2 separate regions of the Homo sapiens genome follow, and region 2 is linked to region 1. Evidence: chromatin contacts called from ENCODE Hi-C or POLR2A ChIA-PET data. All regions are on one chromosome and are shown on one strand. Each heading gives the region's core, a stretch centred on a gene start or an enhancer-like site at or near the end of the contact. The rest is flanking DNA. Distances are from core to core; before and after follow the strand shown.

The links. A loop is a pair of places that touch in the nucleus more often than their neighbours do. ChIA-PET counts read pairs that join two places held with the same protein, here RNA polymerase II (POLR2A). Pooled maps may share reads with other maps.
Region 2: a map of PC-3 shows a loop between it and region 1 (14-fold over the local background). The contact joins the enhancer-like site here to the promoter of NRBP1 in region 1. A Hi-C loop is called at or near these places in 3 of 168 maps with a recorded cell type or tissue (PC-3, endothelial cell of umbilical vein and naive thymus-derived CD4-positive, alpha-beta T cell), 2 of 37 single-sample maps with no recorded cell type and 13 of 50 pooled maps. POLR2A ChIA-PET finds 5 or more read pairs at or near these places in 9 of 52 experiments (CD4-positive, alpha-beta T cell, HepG2, WTC11 and 5 more).

Annotation. Positions count from the first base shown.
Region 1 is chr2:27,427,300-27,430,056 of GRCh38, forward strand. NRBP1 (nuclear receptor binding protein 1) reads left to right here and starts at 1,332. Exons shown (of 18, transcript NM_013392.4): 1 at 1,332-1,432. RefSeq lists a silencer at 1,700-1,849.
Region 2 is chr2:27,682,169-27,684,925 of GRCh38, forward strand. SLC4A1AP (solute carrier family 4 member 1 adaptor protein) reads left to right here. Exons shown (of 14, transcript NM_018158.3): 9 at 80-191. Among named protein-coding and RNA genes, the nearest start is that of SLC4A1AP, 20 kb to the left of the region's middle. RefSeq lists an enhancer at 1-696. Within about 2 kb of position 1,508, at least 9 of the 41 ENCODE cell types and tissues checked have a DNase peak (open chromatin) inside an H3K27ac peak, as active enhancers do; they include PC-3 and endothelial cell of umbilical vein, where a contact is called at or near this core.

The sequences.
Region 1 (2,757 bases), core at 82-2,581:
TATATATATATATTTTTTTTTTTTTTTTTTTTTTTTTTTTTTTGAGACGGATTCTCACACTCTGTTGCCCAGGCTGGAGCGTAGTCGTGCAGTCTTGGCCTACTGCAACCTCTGCCTCCTGGGCTCAAGTGATCTTCCCGCCTCAGCCTCCCAAGCAGCTTGAGAGAACAGACATGTGCTACCTCGCCCGGCTAATTTTTGTATTTTTAGTAGAGACGGAGTTTTACTACATTGAGCAGGCTGGTCTCGAACTCCTGACCTCAAGTGATCCGCCCACCTCGGCCTCCCAAAGTGCTGGGCGTGAGCCACCGCGCCCGGCCGAAAGATTGGTTTTAAAAACGAGTATTTTGAGATGATGAGAAAACGAGAGGGTTTCTGCCAGTTGTCCTTTCTCCCAGTGAAACAGGATTAGAGATTCTCTTTAATGACAGTAAAATTTGGTGATTGTGACATTTCCAAGTTCTGTTGATTGATTCATCATCTTCCCTCCATCATACACGTCTAAGGGCAGAGTGAACTTCCATCCTGAAGGCTCCGCGCTTAGTTTTCGCAGATTAATAGCTCACCAAGAATTTATCATCTTTTCTTTCCACTAACTCGAAACCAATCTAAATTCTTTCCAAACATCTTCTCAACGTAGTCTCCTTTGATGAAATTTACTGTTTCGGATTCTAGACTTGGCTCTTACCAACTTAACTTTCGGTTAATAGCTTAATACCTCTGATTCAGGTTTTTGCATTTGTCAACTACCATTGAATGATAATTTCAATGAGTTCGTTCTTATGAGGATCAAATGAAATAACATCTGTGAAAACCTCTTACAAAGTTTAAGCAAATAGTGCTAAGCAATCACCAAGCGTTAACTACTAATTTTCAGTGTTAGGTAAATTTTAAAAGCTTTCCGGAGAATTGGCGTCCTGCACACCAGTCTCGTTCCAAAATAATGCAGGCGGGGGCTGGGGTGGGGGCGCTCCTCTCGGACTGAGGCTATGTCTTTCGCTCCTTTTGTCTTTTCCAGGCATTAGAACTGTCATGGCGCCTTCAAGAAGAGGTAGGAGGCCCTCTCTGCGTCCAGCAGAACCATCTGGGGCACCTGGACCGGGCGGTGGGGTGGACAGAGAGACGAGCCCCAGCTGGGACCGAAAACATCGACCCCTCCGAGAGGTCTCGGCCGGACCGGCGCAAGGGGAGGAGAGCGGGTGGAAGCCCACCCCAGCGAACGCCCGAGGGCCGGGCCCCGCCCACCCAGAACGTCACCCAATGGAAACCTGCCGGCGGTGCGGCACCGCCCATCGTTGGTCCGGGCGCCGCGAGGGCGGGGCCCGCAGTTCGGTTGCGCTGCGGAGCGCAGCTGTGAGGGAGTCGCTGTGATCCGGGGCCCCGGAACCCGAGCTGGAGCTGAAGCGCAGGCTGCGGGGCGCGGAGTCGGGAGGTGAGCGCCCAGGGAAAAGAGGGCCCGGGAGGGAGGGGTTCGCGAGAGGACGGAAGGATCGGCCTCCGAGGCCCGGGACGGTGGGACCCGCCAGTCGGGTGCTGAAGGCGGCCCTGCTCACTCAGTAGCCCAGGCCCGATCGGGCCCTGCCTGCTGGAGCCGAGGGGCCGCTTCGGCCCCGCAGTCGCTGCTTAGCCCTCCCTGGCGTCTCTGGCTTGGCGGCGGCGCCCCGGGATTCTGCGGGCGCGGGTCGGGAGGCCCTGGCGTTCGCTTGGAACTCCGGCTGCGAGAGGCGGGGCCCGGCGGGTGGGGGCGGGGGCGGGGGCGGCGGTCGCGGCCCGGCGGCCTGCGGAAGCTCGGCGGCCTGGCCTGGCCTGCTCGCGGGGAGGTGCGCAGACTGCGCGGGGGCGTGGCCTGCGCCCCTGACTGCGCTGTCGGTCCGGCCTTTGATGAGGTGGCCGCCGCTGGCTCCCTGGGCCCCAGCCTGGTTCCCGCGCGGGCCGCGGCTGCCTTCCAGACGCAGGGCATGCGACCTGTTGGAGTGTGAAATTCTAGGGGCCGGGTTCCTCCCCAGAGCGGTTTTATTTCCGACTGGACTGTGCTGCGGGTCTCAGAGGCCCTCTGGTCCGTTCAGGGTGAGGACAGCTGAGAGGCCTGGGCCCGTGAGCTCTTGCAGAGGAGTTGACACGCAGAGGGGCTGCTGTCCAATAAACGAAAGTGTCGGGGAAAAACTTTGCAGGGCGATCTGCATTACTCCAAAGTGAACACACTGCATGTCTCAGGGTGGCTGGAGGCGGCGAGAATCCCCTTATGGGAGTATATGAGCTTTTCCATGTGTTATCTCTTTAAAACCTCTCAGCGGCTCCGAGACAAAACTCCCAGTGTCGCAGAGGTTTCTTCATCAATAGGAGTAGTGCTGGAGAATCTTGGGCACTGCCCTCATTTTGCCTGCGAAGGAAAAATTAGGAAGGGATAAAAAGTCACAAAAATTAGGAAGGTGGGGGGGATAAGCAAATTCCAAGGGCATCTATCTCTGATGAAGGGTTGGTGTCTCCTGTGGTGCCCTACTGTGGATTAGTTATTTGTGTCCTCGGTCCAGAAGTTTCTCTGGAGCCCATTGGCTACAGCTTTCCTGTATTAGAATTCTACTGTTATTTCCTACTGTAGTCTGGCTGGGAATTTTATTTAGTTGTTCAGATTTTAGATGCATTCAGTGAATGCAGCTGCTCAAGGAAGTAACTAATAGTGTCTTACCATTTTCTTAGCTACTTTTCAGAAGAAGGAACATGATCTCTAACAGAAGTTTTCTGGTAGATTACTAAAAC
Region 2 (2,757 bases), core at 258-2,757, 260 kb after region 1:
TTTGTCAGTATCATGGTATTTTTAGATAAAACCTTGGGACTCCCTGGAATAGATGTGTATAATTATTCTTTCTTCCTAGGACTGAAACTCAGACTACAGGTGCAGAAAACAAAGCTAAAAAGCTTACATTGCCTCTATTTGGTGCCATGAAAGGAGGAAGCAAATTCAAATTAAAAACTGGAACAGTAGGGGTAAGTTGTGAGTCAGGGTGTTAAACTTTTAGCCCTTGAGTTATCCCTGAGCTAATTTTTCTCTTTTCTTTTTTGAAACTACAAATGACTCATTCCATAGTAATGTGAGAAAGGGCTGTGGGCTTGGTATGATCACATCTTTCCCAGAACTTGGTTCTTGGATTCTTTTTTTTTTTTTTTTTTGGAGACAGAGTCTCACTCTGTCACCAGGCTGGAGTGCAGTGGCGTGATCTCGGCTGACTGCAACTTCCGCCTCCCGGGTTCAAGCAATTCTCCTGCCTCAGCCTCTCGAGTAGCTGGGACTACAGGCGTGCTCCACCATGCCCAGCTAATTTTTGTATTTTTAGTAGGATGGGACTTCACCATGTTGGCCAGGATGGTCTCCATCTCTTGACCTCGTGATCCACCTGCCTTGGCCTCCCAAAATGCTGGGTTTATAGGCATGAGCCATTGTGCCTGGCCAGTTTGTGGATTCTTTTTCTCAGCTTAGGGTTATCAAGAATTGATGAATTAATTTATGCCAATCAATTTGCAAGTAAATGGTTTGTAAATTAGAATCATAGTTTATTAATTTCTCATGAATGTTGCATTTAAGAATGGGTCTCCTGCATTAAATGCTTTTCCCCAGGTGGATAGATGTAGTGTTCAGACTCACCAACATTTAAGAACATAGTGTGTGCACTTGCCTCTGCCATATGATTTTTCTTCATTTAATCCTTCCAACACCTTTTGCTGTGTGGGAATTATTGCCTCTTACAAATGAGGAAATAGAGTCAGAGAAGTTAAATACCAGATCACACCAGCGTTATGTAACTAAGCTGGTAATCAGATCCAGGTCTGTCTCTTGAGCTTTATGATTTCCCTGCTACCCTACAATATATGTCTGTCTGTATGTTTTTGCTTTATCTATATTCCTATTCATAGATTCAGCTTTTAAAAGGTTTTCATTACCCCTAAGAGCTGAACCTTGAGTATTAGTTTGCTAGGGCCACCATAACAAAATACTAGGGATTGGGCAGCTTAAACAACAGAAATTTATTTGTTCACAGTTGCCAGCAGGGTTGGTTTCCTCTAAGGCCTCTCTGCTTACCAATGGCTGCCCTCTTGCTGGCTCTTCAGATGGCCATCCCTCTGTGCACTTGCACTCCTGGTGTCTCTTCTTCTTCTTCTAAGGACATGAGTCATACTGAGTTAGGGCCCCACCCTAATAGTGTCATTTTAATTCAGTTTAATTTAATTTACAGTCATATTCTGAGGTACTGGGGCTTGGGACTTCAAACATGAATTTGGGCAGCAGGGGGCACAATTCGTCCAAAACACCCTGAATTAGGGTATACTGCCCTCTGGTGGCAGAAATCTGAAGTCCTAGCTATGTATTCTTTTTGTTTGTTTCATTGAGAGACAGTCTCACACTGTCACCCAGGCTGCAGTGCAGTGGCCATCTCGGCTCACTGCAACCTCCTCCTCCCGGGTTCAAGCGATTCTCCTGCCTCAGCTTCCCGAGTAGCTGGGATTACAGGCACCCACCACCACGCCCAACTAATTTTTTGTATTTTTTTTTAGTAGAGACAGTTTTTCACCATGGCCAGACTGGTCTCGAACTCCTGACCTCATGATTCACCTGCCTCGGCCTCACTATGTATTCTGAATGAGTAATGGTTTACCTAACAAGTAGGCTTTTCAATCTGTTGCGGTGGGGACTTAGGTTTTAAATAGAAAACTTTTTACTAAACAGCCCTCCTTAGAGAATTTTAGAACTAAGTCCTATATTTAAAAGATAATATAGGCCGGGCGCGGTGGCTCATACCTGTTATCCCAGCACTTTGGGAGGCCGAGGTGGGTGGATTGCTTGAGCTCACTAGTCGAGACCAGCCTGGGCAACATGGTGAAACCCCGTCTCTACTAAAAATACAAAAATTAGCTGAGCACGGTGGCCTGCGCACCTATAACCCCAGCTACTCAGGAGGCTGAGGCAGGAGAATCGCTTGAACCGGGGAGGCAGAGGTTTCAGTGAGCTGAGATCGCACCACTGCACTCCAGCTTGGGCCACAGAGCAAGACTCTGTCTCAAAAAAAAAAAAAAAAAGATATAACCAAGATATGCTTTGGTTCCTTCCCTCTATTCCATAACTGTGATCAACCTTTTCTAATAAATACTTTTATTGAATGGCTTTGATTAGAATATTTAGCTTTATTCTTTGAGAAATGTCTTCCTCCTTTTCTTCAGGATCTGTTTGATGGATTTACATGCCTTGTTTCCTTGAAATTACGCTAAGTCTAAAATGAAAAAGCAGCACAAATGACTTATTTCTGATTGTCTGATTTATTCCTTAGAAGATTTTGTAATCAATTGAAATCCTTTAATATCATGAGTTATAACAGTCCAGAATTCCTGTAGCTGGCACTCATCTGAAATAACTATTTTAGTTCCTTACAAGCTATTTTCAAGTGTTTTGTATTTAGTAATCTTTGACTCTAGGAACTAATAAAGACACTTGTTTAGGGTCTATAGAGGGGTAAAATTTCATGTCAAAGTCCCACCTCCAGCAGACTTCTGTGGAGTTCAT